2 separate regions of the Mus musculus genome follow, and region 2 is linked to region 1. The links are chromatin loops, found by intact Hi-C in ENCODE. Cell type or tissue: heart. All regions are shown on one strand. Links, peaks and the distances in the headings refer to the core of each region. The heading gives the core; the rest is flanking DNA.

Region 1 (10,094 bases), core at 776-8,775:
TTCTAGGCTGGCAAGTGAGATGGCTCAGCAGACAAAGAAAGGTACTTGTTCCCAAGCCTGACAAACTGAGTTTAATTCCCAGAACCCACATTGTTATGATCTTTACCCTACTCTGCCTCTGGCCATGTGCACAGGCACAGACACAAGCACACAAACATAAAGAAATGTTTGTGAAGAACATTTTATAAAATTCTGGCTAATCCACACAATTTTTCTGTGAACAAGGCTACACATAATTAAGAATCAAAGGCACAGAAACAGTTTCCAACATTTAGCCCAAATCTGGAGCCCCTCAGTGATGGCTCAAGTAAACAGAAAAAGTAACACAAGTTTTCTCCCTCCTGGTGAAAAGCTTAACTGAAACCATCCTGAGCATAGACACAGCCCACAGCAGGAAAGGTGGGCAGGACATGCACTGCTCGATGAAGGCATCTCTCAGATGGATGGCAGCTAGGGCTTCAGGAGACACCGCTGTTAAGACTCACTATACACTTTGCCTGCCACACAGCCTGACTTAACAAGTCTGAGGCCACAAGCACAGGAACACATTGCGTCTGGCTCCACACCTGTCAAGAGGTGAGGGCCCAGTTAAGTCTACCTAAGAACTGCCTACCACCATCAGGCCTCGATCACTCAGCTCCAGTCAGGAATATGCAACAGAGCTGCCAGCTGCTAGAAGAGACCAAGTGATCGTTTCATGTAAGCCAGCCTGTTCTCTGCTTTTATAAAGTGTACTTTTGAATAGCTAACTTCAAATCCTGTACTGCTGCCCACTGCATTTACAAAAGCATGGCCACCTCCCCAGCCCAAACCATCTCCCAACCCATACTAAGTTGATATCCTTCAGCAGATCACCAATCTCAAACATGCTCTTGACGCTCGCCTGAGAAGTGCCCATTCTTCATCTGGAGCTAGGACAAAACACTCCAGAGATGCAAGATGAGTGAGAACACTGGTGGGGGGGCTCAGCAGTCTGCAACTCTCTTCAGGAGGCTGGGCACCCACCACCTGCACACCTTTCCTTCTACACATTTCCAACAAGCCTAACAGTCTTCTTTGATGCCATATATCCCTCACAGGGAAAATTCATTCATTGCTCTTTCTCAAGATCCTTCTCATGACAACCAGGAAGCCTCAAGGGGCCCCTGCTGACCCACATGAACAAGGAGAGACACTTAGTATGGCTTGCACTTGATTGCAATTATGTAGACGAGGAACTTCACAGGGCTGGCATTTAATGCCTAATTTAGCCAGCTCCTGAATCTCCCCAACCAATGCAAACATGGTACCTTGCAGAAAAGAGGCCAATATAGCCATGTATAGAGCTGAGTTTCTCAGTTCAAGAAATTCTCACATGCATGGAGTATAAGCTTGTCTAGATCATATGCCTCTTCTCTGCCTGGAGCCCTCAGCCCCCTGGAACTTCATGTCACTTATGACACAGGTGAAGGAAGGCCCTGACAGGAATTGTGCCACACCCCACACAGATGTTATGAGCCCTTGGCCATCGGACCCTGTGAGAGCAGAAACCTTATCTCATCTGCCCCCGCCCCTACCTGGACTGCGTTCTCTGCATGTGAAACTTTTCAGCTGTTCTAACCTGGCCTGAGCTGCTCAGCACCTCTGGGGAAGAATGTCAAGTATGCTCAATTTCAAAACACGTCAGTGCTCTTCATTACACCAAGAGTATTCCTTTGAACAATTCCATGCAGAGACAGACGAAGCAATTCCTTCTTAAGGTTGACTGTAATTTAAATGTTGTATGTTAGTTGAAAGTCACCAGGTAACTAGCTGATATTCTCAGACAGGACAGAACCTTAATGAACATAATCCTGTGCAGCCCATTAAAGGCTATAAACTTAAGTCTTCAACCACCCAGCTCTCAGAGCCAAGGGACTTCTTGCTCCTATAAATAACTCTTCTCTCCTAACCTGCCTGAAATGGGAGGTCAGTGGGTTAGATAGCTACTAATAAGGGTGAATGGGAGTGAGGCTGAACCTAGTGAAGAAAACAGGGAAGAATCCAGCACTTAGGTAGAGCTCTAGGTGGTCATAAACATTCACTGGCTGGAGGAGCCACCAGCTCAGTAAGTCCTCAACAAGAAACCCACAAGCCACATTAGAATCTAGTTTCCAGCCCGGCATGGTTGGCGCACGCCTTTAATCCCAGCACTCGGGAGGCAGAGGCAGGCGGATTTCTGAGTTCGAGGCCAGCCTGGTCTACAAAGTGAGCTCCAGGACAGCCAGGGCTATGTAGAGAAACCCTGTCTCAAAAACCAAAAAAGAATCTAGTTTCCAAGTGTCTTCAATTTTCAGAAAACACCCTCCCCCTTTTGTCATCCCACGTGTTCCTCAGTGACCAAGAGGTTAAAGATGAAGCTACAGCTAGAGCTCATGTGGCTTCACAATCACCCACTGTTAAAGCTGGAAAAGTGCACCTCAGAACAGTGTCAGACTGGGCCACAGTCCCACACCAGGGAGAGTGAGCCCTAGGTACCTCACGTCTCCCATTCCTTCCAGCAAACCCATCTGTGCAATGCCACTGATGCTCCTCCTTCAGGTAGGTATCTCTGTACACACACTGCGACTGCAGTGAAGTTCCAAAGCCGCACTCCCCACAACTGGGTTTAGTGCAGTGCCGCAGCGCTTGCTTATTAGCACCACAAGACCCGAGTCTCATCTCCAGTGCCACTAAACAAGCAAAGAAAGATTCATTAACAGTTATTACTTATGGTTAGCAAACTCAATTGCATTTCTCAGTCATGAGTAGGAGACAGAAATCAAGAAGGAAATAAAAATTCTCAATGTGGCCTTTTCTGTTCCATTATAATCTATACAACTCATACTTAAATAGCTGGAGACCTTCAACACTAAACCTTCCACTTTTCTACCTGAAAGCTTTAACCTGTCCAAACCAAGCCACTTCTGACATTCAAGCTTACAGAGGCTGCTCAGACATGCATACGATTCAGCAGAAATAGAAAGCAGAGTTCCAGTGAAAAATGCCTAGTGCATGTACACCTGCAACCACGGGAAACACTGCATGCTCCTTGGTCAGGTACAATATGAACTGCCATCTCAAAGCACTATGTACTGTTCTTCCTTTATACATTGTCTGAGTGTTGGCTGAGGGCCAGCCAACCCCTCAAACACTGATCACTGCCTTCCTGGTGTGCCCATTTCCCCCAAGTCTAGGTTACCCAAGGAACTACACAAATGGCCAGAAAGTCCAGCACATGGCAGGACTTAACAAACATTAATGAGAGAAAGAAACAAACAAAAAGAGAGAGGGAAAGGGAGGGAGCAGGGAAGGAAAGTAGAAAGGTAGGTAGGTAGGTAGGTAGGTAGGAGGCAGGTAGCAGACACAGGAACCAGGGCTTCTAACTACCTAATACACCCAAAAGTCCTTATGATCCACCAACAATCTGATGATGAGTTCTGAAAGGTCCCTCTTGGCAACACACAGCTGCCATGCAAAGGAGCTAAGGTCCAGAACCGTGAAGAACTCAGTCCTTTGTTTCCAAAGTACAAGGTTATGCCAAATATCAATCTACTAGACAGCTGTAGATTCCCAACATCTGGCTTTCAGAAATAGTCCACACTGTCTATGAATCAATTTACTTTTATTCTCTCTGATACTATTATTTAAAATGTCTAAAGTTATACAATATAAAAAGTTCTGCCTTCAGATCTTACAAGCTGTTAAGTTAGATTTCACAGCATAATTTAAAAGGCTTGATTCATTAAGTTCTCCAAACTCAAGGTCACAGACAGCAAACAGGCCTTTTCTGAGATAAGCTGCCTAGAGAAGAGAGGCTATATGTTCTAAGAATGAACTCCACACGAGTCTTTTCATTAAAGCTCAACAAAGACTCAGTGAGCTGTCTGCTACTCAGACTCTTTATCAAAATAATGGGGCAGAAAGAAATATAATTACTGCCAAGTGGTGGTGGTCCATGGCCTTTAATCACGGCACTCTGGAGGCAGAGGCAGGCAGAGCTCTGTGAGTTCAAGCCTGGTTTACAGAATGAGTCCCAGGACAGGCAGGACCACACAGAGAAACCCTGACTCAAAAAAACAAAAACAAAACCAACAGACAGACAGACAAAAGAAAAGAAAAAAAGGGCACCAAACAATATAAAACCAGCAATCTTGCCACAAAATGTGTACATTTGTGTATCACTAATAAAACAAAAAGATTATTTTCAGGTTTTTCCTCCACACTGAATTGAATTTCCACAGTAAGGACTAATAATAATAATAACAATAAAAATAATGAAACAGTTCTGAATACACACACCAAAGTTTACACAAAGCCAAGTATGACTACCATCAAATTACAGATCTGATAAAATGTCAGAATTAAGTATAGCTGCACAGTTAAGAAAGTCCCCATATCCCCTAGTTTTCAGCCTCCACAAGTCATACCTTCTCTAGGAAGGCTGGTAGCATGACTCTTGCTTACAAATATACATTAAGTACAGAAACAAGGCAAATAATGGCGTGGAATCAAAATGCTGAGCCTTGGCCCAACAAAACCTCAATGTAGAGTTAAAACACTTGAGAGAGGGCTGGAATTTTCTGGACTCTTTCTTATCTTCTGACCCAGAATCAAAGTATTTACTGACCTAAAACAACAACTAAATCACCGTCAATAAACAGAAAAAATGTATTCAGCAAGCGACCCACCAGCCTTCCCTTGGGTGAGCCTATTTCACTTTGCTGTGAAATGCAAAGGATATGTAATTGAAAAGTCACAATGAGCTCATCAAATATGGCTTGAGAGTTTTCCAAAACCATGTTTATGCTTTTATTTATAGCCTCACTCCCACAAAATACAATGTCTGGGAAAAGAAAAGGCTTGTTCAGATTTACCAAGATCCAAGGGGAGAGCAAAAAACAAAAAACAAAACAAAAAAAACCCAAAGTTCTTATCAAAAGCGACCACCACATCGTGCCTTGGCCTGTATTCAAAGTAGACTCAAATAAAAGATCCCCAAATTCACATTAAAAGTTTTTCGTAAAAATATTCCAGCGACGTATCGGCATGCCAGCTGGAAATATGATATAGCCAAACTATTTTCCTACCCACAAATTATCCCCTCCCTTTTATAAGTGACTGACTACACTCTAGCTTCTGTTCAAAACATCTTTAACACAGATCTGAGGGGACGGCAAGCCTCCTAAACTTCCACAAAGCCCAACACATTCTGTGCGGCAGCCTACCTCCCTCGGTTCCCGGTGCACCCCATCTTTGTCTCTCCCAGGTCCGGTTCTCCCTTCCCGTCTCCCTCCTCTGCCGCGTCCTGCGCTGTCAGCCGGGCCGGAAGGCGCAGGCGGCCCTCCCTCGCGGCGCGGCCAGCCCTATTCCGGGAGCAGGGCCGGGCCCGCACTCGGCGGCCGCACGCGCACTTCCCGCCGCGCGGGCGCTCAGGCACAAGTTCGCAAACAGCCCGAACGCGCTGGGATTGCCGTGATTCAGCAGCGGGCCGGGTGGAGACGGCGGGCAGAGCCCGGAAAAGGTCACCGCGACGCTACGGGCAACGCCCGGACCTCGACCCTTACTTAGGCCGGCGCGGGTGCGGCCCGGGCCCGGCGGCGGCGGCGGCGATTCCTACCTCTCCGGCTCTTCGGGGAGCTCCGCTTGCTCCGGGCGCTGGCTCGCTCTTCCTCAATCGCAGCTGCTATCTCGGGGTTGTCTTCCCCATTGTACCAGACCAGGAGCTCCTCGCCAGGCGCGATTGGCTACCAAAGAGAAGAGACAAGGGGCAGACCAATCAGAAACGCGGTTGTTGGCGGGGGCGGCACGACAGCGGGCAAGAGCGGCGCGCCGACCGCAAACAGCTGTCGGGAGGGCGCCGCCGCCGCGGGCACGCGCGGAGGGAGGCGGGGCCAGGGCGCGCGCGGGGAGGAGGCGGACCCTACGACGTAGGCGGGGCAGAAGGCGGAGCCGCGGCCAGGGCTAGCAGAAAATTCCTTGGCTGGCAAGGCCAAGGCAGGGCGCTCCGGACAAGCAGGACAACCTGGCAGCTTGTCACAGAGGCTCGCAGGAATGCACGCACCGGCTGATCTGGGCCTAGTGCTCAGCCTCCATCAACAGATTCTTTTTTATTTTTTTCGAGGTAGGGTTTCTCTTGTGTTGCTCTGCCTGTCCTGGAACTCACTCTGTAGACCAGACTCCCTCTGCCTCCCAAGTGCTGGGATTAAAGGCGTGTGCCACCACCGCCCGGCCATCAATAGATTCTTACAGCTAGTCCCAAGCCTCATGCCAACAAAGCAAAAGAGAAAACATGAGACCATTTTGCCCATGAAATTTCATTGAATGAGAAATGTAAAGTGCTACTAAGCAAATGGCATGAGAGCTAGCAGCATACGTTTTAGATTCCAAGCACAAGTTAAGCAGGAACGTTGTGCACCTTTATCCATGCACACAACCACTATGTTAAGTATTTTAAAGCTCTGAGCTCAGAGCCTAAGATAGCATTCTCAATGCAGAGTCATCAAAGTAGCGCAGGCCTCTGAAAACACATCAAGAGTGTATATCGCAACTTCTAGTTACAGAAATCCTAAGAATACCTTCCATGAATTATGCTCCTAAAACATTAAATTCTTCACAGTCACACCATCATATAACTACACCTGCAACATCCTGAAGAAATATTTTGAGTAGAAAAGTGAGGCCTAAACAGAACTGGGAAGGTAGCTAATAGTTGTCTTTCATTGTCAGGAACCCATCTGTTCAGAAAGTTCAAGTAAAGCCCATCTAAACCCACATGCTGACACCGATGATCACAGGAAGAGACACACAAAAGGGAATGTTTTTGCTTAGTGTAGAATGAGTGGGAATGAGGCAATTAAAATAACCCATATTGCAATCATCAACACAGATTGATCCAGACAAGGCTCCCCAGTGGACCTACTGTCCTTGGGTGAGTGTGAGAAGTATCAGAACATTTGCTTCCTGTCAAAGCCTCTGCCCATAAACAGCTATCAGCCACAGATGGAGGAAGAGTCTTTATAATGAGTCAGATGGACAGCCCCTGCCTCCTGAGACCACGCAGAGGACAGAGCCCGTCTTGGATGCCCAAAGGCATAAGTGGAATCTAATCAAAAGGAAGGCCAAACTGAGTCTCCTCAGAACTGAAAAGTTATCAAAGACCAAAGTAACTGCCCAAGCCTAGGAGACAAATGAGAGCCAGAGCTCTGTCTCCAAGGATGTGACTGAGTAGGCAGATCAGCTGATAGAATACTGCCATGGTGCTGGCTTCCTCGTGTGCAGCATACTGGGGCTATGGAAGAGTTTGGTCCTAGAGGTTTTGTTTGCTGTTTGTTTTGGCTTTTTGAGACAGGGTCTCACTCAACTATGTAACCTGGACTAGCCTGGGAACTCTAGTAGACCAGGCTAGCTTTGAATTTAAGAGATCCACCTGTGCTCTACCTCCCAAGCTCTGGCATTAAAAGTGTGTACACAACACTCAGTCCTTATTTTTGTTTTAAAGCAGAAATTCAAACAGAAATGTTCAGTTTAGACAGTGTGATGGTTTGTATATGCTTGGTCCATGGAGTGGCATTATTAGAAAGTGTGGCCCCATTGGAGTAGGTGTGTCATTGTGGGTGTGAGCTTTAAGACCCTCTCTCATCCTAGCTGCCTGGAAGCCAGTATTCTGCTAGCAGCCTTCCTTGGGGCAAGAGCCCACCCAGCTAATTTTAGGTTCAGGCATGGTAGTACAAACCTTCAACACCAGGAGGCAAAGACAAATAGATCTCTGAGTTCAAGAATAGACTGAACAGAGCAAGCTCTATGCGAGAATAAAAAAACAAAACACAAACTTAAATCCAGGTTTGGTGGACTACAACTTTAATCCCAGTGTTTAGGAGACAGACATGAAGATCTCCAAGTTCAAAGTCATGTACAGAGAAAGTTCCAGGGCAGCCAAGCTTAGGTAGTAAAGGAGTTGGAAAACAGAAAGCTGGTGATAATGTAATAGAACAAGGGGGCCATGTTCCAACCCCTGCAAGCAGCAGAATTTGGCAGCTTTGGACACATGGCTCTGGCTTGAGAGTCCAGAATAGAAAGGAATACTGGGACAATTGAAGCTGGTTAGCTGCAGCTAAAAAATTAGTGGTGATTAAGAAGAGACCAGTACCAGTCAATGGTGGCACATGCCTTTAATCCCAGCACTTGGGAAGCAGAGGCAGGTGGATTTCTGAATCGAGGCCAGCCTGGTCTACAGAGAGAGTTCCAGGACAGCCAGGACTACACAGAGAAACCCTGTCTCAAAACAAAAACAAGAGAGAGAGAGAGAGAGAGAGAGAGAGAGAGAGAGAGAGAGAGAGAGAGAGAGAGAGAGAGAGAGAGAGAGAACACAGCATCTCTGGTCTTCTGGGAAATCTTCTGGGAACTATTTCTGAGAGCTCAAAGAAGCTGTGTTCTAGAGATAGTCAAGGTTGTTTTTCATAGTACAGCTGAACTTGGTATTGTGTAAGAGTCACCCAAATGGTACTGGTTTTGAAGGCATGAAGGGGTCATGAAGAGCAGCTGAGGCTAGGCACTGTGAGAGGCCAGGGAAGGCCATGGTGAAGGTACAGCTTCAGTAGCAGTTAATGGCCCAGGACTAAAGGGGGTCATGCAAGGAGTTGAGACTTGGAATCATGAAGAAAGCCTATGAGAGGCTATTGGTGAAGCCTAGCTGCAGCAGAAGACCCCAGCGTATTGGAGGTCTCAGCACCATGAGATGATCACCAAGAACAGCAACAGCAGTGGAGTGGATCAACCTGAGCTTAGAGTGCTACAAAGGGCAGAGCTGGAGAAGTGATGCTAGCCCTTTGGAGAAGGCACAGAAGATCATATGTGGATCCCAGACACTGAAACAAGATGTAACACTTAAGTTGCCTTGGAGACCCAAAGATTTTTGAGATGCCAGAGCTGTGGGCTATCTGCTGAAGAAAGCTGCTAACAGGGAGTGGAACCAGCCCAGGAGAAAGAAGTTTGCTGCAGTCAACAAAAGTAAAAAAGGAGTTGGAAATCTGAAGGCTGCTTTGACATCAGCCTTAAAGATTCAAAGTTTGAAGTTTGCCCAGTTGGTTTCCTGTCTTGCTTTGGGGATTACAGTTAAGTGATTGAACAAATCTCAGAAGAGACTTTGAACTTTGAACTTTTAACATTGTTGAGACTGCTATAGACTATGGAGACTTTTGAAGTTGGACTAAATGTATTTTGCATTGTGCTGTTTAGCTTTGGCCCTCTTAGACTCAAGTGTATGAACAAGCCTATGGGGGCCAGGGAGTGGAATGTGATGGTTTGTATATGCTCAGCCTAGGGAGTGGCACTATTAGAAGGTGTGGCCTTGTGAATTAGGTGTGTCACTATGGGTGTGGGCTATAAGACTCTCTCATCCTAGCTGCCTGCAAGCCAGATTTCTGCTAGCAACCTTCAGATGAAGATATAGAACTCTCAGCTCTGCCTGCACCATGCCTGCCTGGATGCTGCCATGTTCCTGCCTTGATGATAATGGACTGAACATCTGAACCTGTAAACCAGCCCCAGTTAAATGTCCTTGTATGTGTTGCCTTGGTCATGGTGTCTGTTCACAGCAGAAAAACTCTAACACTTTGTTTCACTGTCTACAGAACTCTCATTATTTCAAAGTATTCAAGCTGAGTTCAATTCCCAGCAACCACATAGTGACTCGCAACCATCTGTAATGGGACCTGATGCCCTCTTCTGCTGTGTCTGAAGACTGCAACAGTGTATTCACATATATAAAATAAATAAATCTATAAAAAGAAATGAAAAAATTAAAGAACCAGACACTGTTTACTTTGTTCCTCCAAAAATAGCTAAAATCTACCACTTTACTGTTTTTGAACCAATGTCTCATATGTTTTCTTGAGTCAGCTAAACTTAACCAAAATCCCTACTTTGACAATCCATTCATGAGCTAAAACAACCATCACAAACACCTTTTGGCACTCTGATGAGCTAATCTGATTTGTTTGCCTTCCAAAATTAAATTGTTTTTAGATCATATAAATTTTAGTTCAGTTCTTTTTTTTATGCCATATATAATAGATAGTATTATTAAACATTATCTG
Region 2 (10,094 bases), core at 1,500-9,499, 250 kb after region 1:
ACTGGGAGGCTGGGTAAGGGTGGTGACAGGGTAAAGGGAGGTGACAGGGTATGGGTGGTGACAGACACATGCTGACTTCCAGCACTCAGGAGTCAGGGGCAAGAAGATTGCAAATTCTAGCCAACATGAACTACATGATCAGTGCCAGGCCAGTTTAGGCAAGATTAGACAAAACAAAACAAAACAAAACAAAACAAAACAAAACCCTTGTCTCAACAAAACAAAAAATCCCATCAGGCACATCTCCAAGACTGGAGAGACCAGCCTGGCCTACACAGTGAATTCTACATAATAAATTAAACCTACAAATTAACAAACAGAAAACATTGTGATGAATCAAAGGTTTGTTGGGAGCCAAAACCAACCTGTGTATGAAAAGAACCAGGAGCCAGTTTTCTTTGCCATCTTGGGCCTATGTCCCCAGTGGCTATGGTCTAGCCCAGGTGAGATGGGGTGTCCCAATGGAGGTCCAGATCTGGACAATAAAGACTGGTTCCCAATCAGGCAGGAATAGGCTCCCAGACTTCCAAGTCTCTTCAATGCTATCCACCCCTTAGCTGCCTCAGCTTCTAAACACAAGCGGTCATCAGATTGAATGTTTGAGTTTCCACCCAGATACTTGTTGGTGATAATGGGGTAGGGGTCGATAGTCTCTTCTGTAACTATTTCCTGCTGAACTGGGGTGCAGTTGTCAGGGTCCAGGAAGGCTGGAATGTTGATCAAGAGACTGGGCGGGTAGGGAGTCAGGCTTTCTTGAGAAGCCAGACAATAATAATATTTGGAGGTTTGGGTGTGTCAAACTGACCAGCTTTTAATGAAGGAAAGATATTGGACTGAGACTACGATGAAGGGCAGTGGACCATTTTTGGGATTATTCCACAAATTCAGAGATTTACTTCCCTTCCGTACTCTCTCTCTTACATTTATTTCATGTGTGTTAGTGTGTGTATGTATGTGGGCACACCTGTGCCATAGCATACTTGTCAGAGGACAACTTCTGCTTTGAGTCGGGGCCTTGCTGTATGTAGCCTAGGTTGGTTTGAAATTCATTATGTAGCCCAAGCTAGCCCATGAATTCATGGCAATTCTTATGCTTCAGGCTCCCAAAATGCTGGGACTACAAGAGTGAGCCTCAAAGCCCAGTTTATTTAGGGAGCTTTTTCCCCCCGCTTTGAGAGAGGGTCTCAACATATGACTCTGTTTAGCCTGAAACTGTAGGCTGGTCTCAAACACATACTAATTGGCCTGCTCCTGCCTTTGGAGTACTGGGACTAAAGGTGATAGCATCATGACCTGCTTAATGGATTTTTAAAAACTAATTTTACTCGAGTATGTATGTATATATATATATGTATTTTATCATTATCTTTCAATGTAGTTCTGGCTGTCCTGGATTTTGTTTATGTCCTTGAATTCACAGAGATCATCCTGCCTCTATCTCCTGAGTGCAGAGTTTAAAGAACTGAGCCACTGTGCCTGGCTAGGTTGTGTCTTAGATTATTTTTATCATCATCATTATTATTGGTGGTGGTACTAGTGCTATATACGTATTATGTGTGGTGGGGGTGCTTACAAACTGTGATACACAGGTAGAGGTCAGAAGACCTGTGTCTTCTGAAGACAATAGTGTGTGTGTGGTTGATTCTTTCCTCCCTTCCACCTTTACCTGTCTATATTCTAGGGATCCAGCTCAGATGGCTGCTGAGGTATCTCTCCAACCTAGATAGTAGGATATTAAGTTCCAGGCCAACTAAGAAACCTTAAGAGCGTGAAATGGAGCAGAGGGTGGGAGCTAGGTCAGCACTAGAGTGCTTGCTGTCTGTGTGTGGGGCCCTGGGCTTCGTCCACAGCCTGTGAGGACATCTCAGAGGTTCTGAGTGTCATTTACAGTTTGGAATAATAATGACCTTAGCCCCTTTGGACTGTTGTCTCATGCACTTGATAATGATTTTTTTTTCTTCTGTCCTATGGACTGAATTAAAGCTAAGTGTGTACTACACTAGCCCCTTGGCTGCAGCTCTGTCCCCAGCCCTTTTGTACCTTTTTGGTGTTGCAAGATTTTTCTCAGTTGCCTAGGCTGCTGTGGACTTGGTCTTTGCCTCAATTTGCAATGTTCCTGCCTCAACTCCTGCTTGCTCCAGCCCAAAGATTTATTTTTATTCTATGTAAGTACAGTGTAGCTGTCTTCAGACACACCAGAAGAGGGCATCGGATCCCATTACAGACGGTTGTGAGCCACCATGTGGTTGCTGGAATTTGAACTCAGGACTTTCAGAAGAGCAGTCATTGCTCTTAACCACTGAGCCATCTCTCCAGTCCCCTGCCTCAACTCTTAAACGGCAAGGACAACAGAAGCAAGACAAGCAGCTTGAGTATGAGAAAGGCCTGGTCTATATAGAAAATTCTAGGCCCATGAAGGTTACAGGGTGTGACCTGTGTCTCATCTAAAAAGAAATCTGGGTGTGGTGGTACATGACATAAGTTCCAGCACCTAGTGGGGATAGGCAGGCAGGCAGATCTCTGTGAGTATTCTTTTCTTTTTTTCTTTAAGATTTATTTATATATGCAAGTACACTGTAGCTGTCTTCAGACACATCAGAAGAGGGCATCAGATCCCATTATAGATGGTTGTGAGCCACCATGTGATCGCTGGAATTTGAACTCAGGACCTTCAGAAGAGCAGTCAGTGCTCTTAACCACTGAGCCATCTCTCCAGCTCCTCTGTGAGTTTTCAAAGTCAGTACACAGTGAGCTCCAGAACAGGCAGGATTATGTAAAGAGACTCTATATTAAAACAAAGCAAAACAAACAAACAAACAAAACCAAAACTTTCAGGTGCTACCAACCACACTGCCAGAGAGGTACTGCCTTTCTCTACTGTGTGCTTGCTCTCTGATATCCCAGGCTGCCACAGCTCCTAACTCCAGAGCTTCTAGGTTATTATCACCTAAGCCCTCAGGTCTGATGGCAAGATACCCTGTGGCACTGAGGTCCTGCTTCCAGTGTTAGCTGTTTACTAGAAACTGAGTTTTAGTATGTTGTCCAGGCTAGACCCAAAACTTGTAGCAAGCTTTCTTCAGCCTCCTGAGTGCTGAGATATAAGCTTGAGCTATCACTCTGGCTTTACCTTCCTTTTCATTTTTTAAAAAAAAGTATGTGTATTTTCTGTATGTCTGTGGGTGTATGTGGAGGTCAGAGGGCAAGCCCAAGAGTCAGTTTTCTTCTTCCAGCACTTAAGTGTGTGACTGAACCCAATAGTCTAGTGCTGTGGCAGGTCTCCTTACCTATGAGCCATTTCACCCACCCCACAGCCCCCACTCTCTATTGCATGTTCTCTAGCCAGTGTGCTGGCTGACACTTTCTGAAGCATCTTCTACCTTCTGGAAAACCTAATGTGGAAAACCTTTGTTCTCAAAGGCAAGTTTCTTCATCGTTTGAGAGTAAGGGTCTATATAGCCTGGGCCGGCAATGAAGCTTGGGGAAAAATGACTTTGAACTGATCCTCCTAACTCTTAACTTTTTAGTTCTGAGATTACAAGTATGCCCCACAGTGTCTGTCTGGTGCATGCAGTGCTTGCTGGACAGTGCACCTTTGAGAATACTGGGCAGCAACTGTTCTATAAACTGAGCTTTCTTCCCAGGCCACTTACTGCAGTATTAATGGGAACATCTTCCTGCCTTCTGAGAAGATGCCACAGCAGATGACTGGTAGAGAGCATCCAGCTCAGGCCCTGATCCAGAACATATTCGTAACTTTGCCAATAATAATATCAGCTTTAAGAAATGTCTATTCGTCAGGCACAGATTAAAACTCCTATCCCCAGTGACTCATACTTAGAACTAAGTGGGCCACAAATGAATACAATTCCGCCAGGTATGTTGGCTCACAACTTCCTCTTGGCTCAACCCCAGAGGAAGGTGGAGACTGGAGACTGGCTAAGAGTTGGAGTTCCAAATCAACCTTAGGTACTGAGCAAGATTCCACCTCTGAAACTCTAAGTCTCAAATAAATGGCTGAGGTGCCTATTTAACATATCAATGTGGACCAGGCTGCCACGTTCTCCCAGTACCCCTTGTTACAGGGTATGGCTGGCACACTCCACCTTCTACCCCAAATTCTCCAGCTTGTGTTGCCCTTCTCTATATAACCCAGCCATTTTAGTTACCTGCCCCCTTTTTACCTTTTGGCCACAGCACCCGGGTCTTATGGCTCAGGGGTTATGTCCACTCTGAACTCCCCCAGCTGTCTGCCTATGCTTCCCTTTTCCCCTACAATAAACCTCCTCCTCCACCATACTTAGAAGCAGCCATGTCCTTAGTTTATTATTTTTTCATTCATGAAAGAAATGCAGAACCAAGTGAATTAACAAGAAAATAAATAAGTAAAGCAAATACAGAAAACAAATTGAATGAAGTGAATTAACGCATCGGCTTTTGACTTTCACGGAATCTCAGTTTTTTTTTTTAAATTATTATTTTTTGAGTCAGAGTTTCACTATGTAGTCCTGGCTGTATTGGAGCTCTACGTAGAGCAGGCTGCTCCGGACGTCACAGGGATCCGCCTGAATCGCTCACAGGAGTTCTGGGATTAAGGGCGTGAACCGCTTCCGCGGCTTTCAGGATTTTTTTCCCTCATCTCCGTGAATTTGGCTTTACCTCCCCAGAGATCCGCCTGCATCTGCCTCTCCGCGGATGTGCGCGGTTTTCCCGGCTGTTTTTTTCTTTCTTTCTTTTTTTTTTTTCCTTTTCCACGGAGACTATGTTGTCAATCAATACAGAAACAGAAAACGCCCAGACGTGGCGGAAACTCAGTCATCCAATCAGAGGACGGCTTGTGGTTGACAGGCGGGACTACAAACCGGAAATGTGAGACAGAATACGCGGACCGAGCCGGGGGAGGGGCGACCAAAAAGAAAACAAAAAACAAAAAACAAACCGCCGAAAAACAAAAAAATAAAAACCGCTTCAGGCCGGAAGTATAAAACGGAACCCGGAAGTGTGGGACCGGATACGGCTAAAACACTTCAGGCCGGAAGTGCGAGACAGATACGGATGAAAACGCTGCAGGCCGGAAGTGCGAGACGGATGAAAACGCCTCAGGCCGGAAGTTTGAAGTGAAGATGGCTATAAAAGCTTTAGAGAAGCTCGGGAAGACACTCACCAGCACTTGGAGTCCGAGCTTGGACTGACTGCCTGGGCCTGCTGGGATTCTGAGTTCTGCCATCAGTTCTTGTTTCTGGTAAGTCAGTCACCTCCAGAAGGGCACAGTTTTGATTGAGGGCCACTTGACCCAAGATGCCAAAGGAACTCTGATTTCTTCTCTTCCCAGGAACAGATCGCAGGCATTGAGTTTACTAATAGTGATGGTTGCCATCATCTTCGACCTTAATTTGCTGGTTTCATTTATTATTTTATTTTATTTGAGGCATGACCTTACTTTGCTGCCCAGGCCCACCTAGAACGCAGATCAGCCAAGAGTGCTTTTAAATTACCTGGCAGTTCTGCATCTGCCTCCCCAAGCTGGAACTACAAGCTGAAAGTTAATGGAATATCTAGAATTATACCTTGGTTTGTGTCAAGTTAAATTTTTTCTTTGTTTTTTGTTTTTGTTTTTGTTTTTTTAGATGGGGCCTTAGTCTAGCTCAGGTTGGCTTCAGACTGCCTCACCCCTCTGAATGTTGAATTAATGATTCAATATTTAAGGCTTATTTTAATTTTTCTTTTTAGAGACAGAGTCACATGCAGAATATGGTAGAATTCACATGTAGTCTCATCATATCTGACTTCACATTTTAAAATTTTCATTTCATTTTATTTTGAAGACATAGTCTTATCTGATCCTTTTAATTCCATCTTCTTAGAGTTTGGATTTTATTCATTTACATTCTTACTTTTTTTTTTTTTTTTTTTTTTTAGGCAGAGTTTCTCTGTAGCCCTGGGTGACCTGGAATGCACAGAGATCCATTTGCATCTGCTTCTTGAGTATTTGGTTTTAAGGCTTTGGTTTTAAGGCATGCACTACCATGTCTAGCTAGTGTTGCCCACTGACTTTAAAATTTCTTAAAGACAGAGTCTCGTTAAGCTTGGGCTGGTCTCAGTTGAACCCCTGACCTTCTAACTCTACATTTGATTGATTAGCTTGAAATTCCTTAAATTTTACAAAAGTTAATGTTTTGAAATTTGAGATCTAAATTGAGATTTGTTTTCTTTCTTTCACTTTTTGTTTTTGTTTTTTTTTTTTAAATTTTTCAGAGACAGGGTTTCTTTTGTACCCCCTGCTGTCCTGGAACTAGCATTGAAGACCAGGCTGGCCTCAAACTCACAGAGACCTGCCTGCCTCTGCTGCTTCCTTGGCGTTGGGATTGAAGAGGTTTTATGGCACAGGACTACAAGTCCCATCTCGTCTGAGGACTGAAGCTATAGGAATGTAGTTGGTTTAGCCTGGATAATTTAACTTGACCTTGATCCAAATTAAAATAAAAAGAAGCCAGGTGGGCTGCTTACTTCTTTCTGGCATTCCAGCCCTAGAAACACAATGAAGCGTGATCTCCAGTTCTGGGCTAGACTGGGGTGACCTTGTTTACATAAAATGAAACAAATGAGTTAGGAATGCAGCCTACTGGCAGAGTGCTTGTCTAGTTTGGGCCAGGCCCTGGGATCAAACCCAAACAACCTCACCTCAAAATTATTTTGAATCTGTTTTTTTTAAAAATTTTATTTGTGTATGGGTGTTTTGCCTGTATATGTGTATGCACCATGTCTATGTCTGCTGTCCTGGGTGGCCAGAAGAGGGCAGATCTGGTATTGAAGTTTCAGATGGCCCACCCACCATGTGGGTGCTGGGAACCAAACTCAGGGCCTCTGGAAGAGCAGCCAGTACTCTTAACTGCTCACTCACATTTCTAGTTCCTTGTTTGTTTGTTTTGAGACTCACAACTTGGACTGATCAGAATCTCTGTACTGACTAAGACTAAACTCACCCGGATCTCTTCTACCTCTTTTCTTCCAGAGTGCTGGGGAGGCTCAATAAAGTATTTTCAAAGTAGAGCCCACTAGCCAGGCATTGTAGCCAAAACACACAATCCATTCTTAAATATAGGCAGGGAGAAGGTGAGTTTGCAGGCAAGCCTGGGCTACATATAATGAGTTCCACCAAGGGCAGCTCTGACTTCATAGCTTGTAGCACAAGCAAGACTTTTTTTTTTAACTTTCAAAAAGTAGATGAAAGGGCTGGAGAGATGGCTCAGCAGGTAAACCACTGGCCACTCTTCCAGAGGTCCCGAGTTCAATTCCCAGCAACCAAATAATGGTGGCTTACAACCATCCGTAATGAGATCTGATGCCCTCTTCTGGCACGCAGGTATACATGCAGATAGAGCATTAATATACATAAAATAAATTTTTTTAAAAAAAGTAAGCAAAAAAGTTTATAGCTGGAAGGTTTATTTTTTTTTGTTTTTGTTTTGTTTTGTTTTTCCATCTATTTCTTCCCCTAGACTCTAAAACAACATGGGAAATCCTCTTCTGTGTATTCTCTGTGCATCAAGGTCTTCATCTCAAGGTTAGTCTCCTAGACACTCTAAAGACAGATATGTACATGACTTAAGAACTGCTTGTGAAAGCTTCTTTTACATGCAAGACACTGAAGGCTGGTATGCGTTTAGTGGCCTCCTGCCCCAGTGTCTAGAATAGTACGATATAGCTGAGAATCCCACATCAAGCTCTAAAGCTTTGAAAGTAACAGGTAATGATCACCCACAGCTCACAGATCTCCCATAGTCTTTCCCAGGGAGGTTCAGTTCATCAAAAGCAAAATATTGGGGGCTGGAGAAATGGCTCAGCAGTTAAGAGCACCTAATAGCCCTTGCAGAGGACCCAGGCTCAAGTCCCAGTACTTGCATGATGGCTCAGTACCATCTGTAACATAGTACCAGTTTCACGGGATTCAACAGGCACACATGTGGTGCACATAAGTGCATGGAAGTAAAAGAAATAAATCTAAAAAAATATTAGGGGCTGGTGCATGCAGGCATAAAGTAAAATAAATAAATCTAAAAAAAAAATATTAGGGGCTGGAGTGATGGCTTAGTGGTTAAGAGCACCGACTGCTCTTCTAAAGGACCCGGGTTCAATGCCCAGCACCTACATGGCAGCTCACAAGTATCTATTGCTCTAGGATCTTAAACAGACATACATACAGGCAAAACACCAGTGCACATTAAAAAACAAAACAACTAAAGCAAGCAGAATATGGGAAGGTTTGCCATGAAACATTCCATTGGCCTTCCCATGAGCATCTTGAGAGATGATCAGTGTCCCCATTGCTGTAAAAGGATGGAGTTGAGCTCTTAGGTTGCTGGATACTCCTTCCCAGTAGAAATCGAATTTGGAGGAACAGTGGCTAGTTGTAAGTAGGACAGTTGGGAAGGTATGGCCCATGAGATGCTTGTGTTACGTGATGTGATCGTTTGCTGGACTGGTTAAGAAGAATTAGGAGATGTGGCCTTGTTGGAGAAAGTATGTCAGTAGGGGTAGGCTTCGCGGTTTCAGAAGTCCCTGCCAGGCCCTTGTTTTCTTACGTGCTTGAGGGTGAGATATAAGCTCTCAGCTACAGCTCTAGTGCCATGCCTACCTACCATGATGATTATGGATTAGCACTCTGAAACTGTAAGCAGGTCCCCAGTTAAATGGTTTAAGTTGTCTTCATCCTGGCATCTCATCACAGTAATAGAACAGTAACTAAGGTGTAGGGTTTCTTATGACGTAGCCTCCTGTATGCTTCACCAGGATCCTTGACACTGAAGATCTGAAGGATGAGTGTCCAGGACCCACCCACACTCCTGCAGCTGTCAGTACAGAGACTACTGAGGGACGAGGCCCTGGCCATTTCTTCTCTGCAGTACCTTCCCAGGGCGCTTTTCCCACTGCTCTTCAAGGAAGCCTTCAATCACAGACAAACTAATGTCCTGAGGGCCATGGTGGCAGTGTGGCCCTTTCCCTTCCTCCCTCTGGGGACCCTGATGAAGACTCCCCACCTGGAGATCTTGCAGGCTGTGCTGGATGGAGTAGACATGCTTTGGACACAGAAGGTTCTTCCCAGGTAAGCAAGACCCAGGTAGGGGGATACTAGGGTACAGGGGAGGGACATCTAGAGTAGGGGAGAGTGGGTCAAAGGTAGATCAGAAGCTTCTGGGGGTGTCATTTTGAAGACTGCAGAAGCCCTAGCCAGTATAGCTTAAAGCAGCTGACGCCACAGTGGGATCAGTCTTTCCTTGGCTCTTGGAGAGGTACTAGAAGTGGAAGAGGCAGAAGTCAAGAGTAACTGAATGGAGGAAGCAGGGCAGGTCTCCAGATGAAGTTAATACTTAAGAGTCCTCTTCTGGAGGCATGAGGTGCTATCTGGATACCACAAACATACATAAGACAGCAGGGAACAGGCAGCGTCAGAGATACAGAAGAAAAGCTGGCCATTGTTTGGTCTTTTGTATTTCCTGACACTTCTACCTTTTTTCACTCACAGAAGGAGGAAGCTCCAAGTGCTGGACCTGAGGAATGTGTACCATGACTTCTGGGATGTTTGGGTTGGACCAGAGGATGGAGACCACTCAGCAGAGACTGTGTGTGAAAAGCAGATAGCAAAGCGCCTTCATCAATATGCACTGAGGCGACGTTTGAAGGTGGTCACTGACCTGTGCCTCAGGTTCCATTTGAATGAACACCAAGCATACTTGTTACAGTGGGCCCAGCAGAGAAGAAGTTCCATACGGCTATGCTGTGTGAAGATGCAGATTTGGGCTTTGCCTGTGTACACTGTCAGGAAGGTCTTGATGGTGTTCCAGCCAGACAGCATCCAAGAATTGGAACTAAATACAGGTTGGAGCCTGTCCACTCTGGTGCATTTTGCATCTTACCTGGACCAGATGAGAAACCTTCAAAAACTCCTTTTAACACGGATTCACAAGAACACCTTCAAGGTTCTAAATACCTCCTCGGACATCCAGAAGTGTATCACCAAGTTTGTCTCTCAGTTCTCCAAACTCAACTCTCTCCAGCATCTCTCCATGAATGGCATCTACTTTTCCAGTGAGCACATG

Evidence for each region. Peaks named below come from ENCODE experiments on the same cell type or tissue, not always from the same donor. Only the 100,000 strongest peaks of a DNase experiment are listed, where the experiment ranks them.
Region 2: it touches region 1 in a loop (3-fold over the local background); 3 of 42 quality-filtered maps call a loop at or near these places.

Annotation. Positions count from the first base shown.
Region 1 is chr4:143,156,439-143,166,532 of GRCm38, forward strand. It overlaps Prdm2 (PR domain containing 2, with ZNF domain), which reads right to left. Exons shown (of 10, transcript NM_001081355.3): 6 at 5,618-5,744. Among named protein-coding and RNA genes, the nearest start is that of Mir7021, 25 kb to the left of the region's middle. In heart, for the core only: no CTCF peak of the experiment used is centred there; a DNase peak (open chromatin) is centred at 5,763; H3K4me3 peaks cover 2,312 bases; H3K27ac peaks cover 1,529 bases.
Region 2 is chr4:143,407,853-143,417,946 of GRCm38, forward strand. Pramel12 (PRAME like 12) reads left to right here and starts at 4,574. Exons shown (of 5, transcript NM_172877.3): 1 at 4,574-5,239; 2 at 7,497-7,561; 3 at 8,788-9,100; 4 at 9,521-10,094. The coding sequence starts at 8,814. In heart, for the core only: no CTCF peak of the experiment used is centred there; a DNase peak (open chromatin) is centred at 4,899; H3K4me3 peaks cover 1,762 bases; H3K27ac peaks cover 1,768 bases.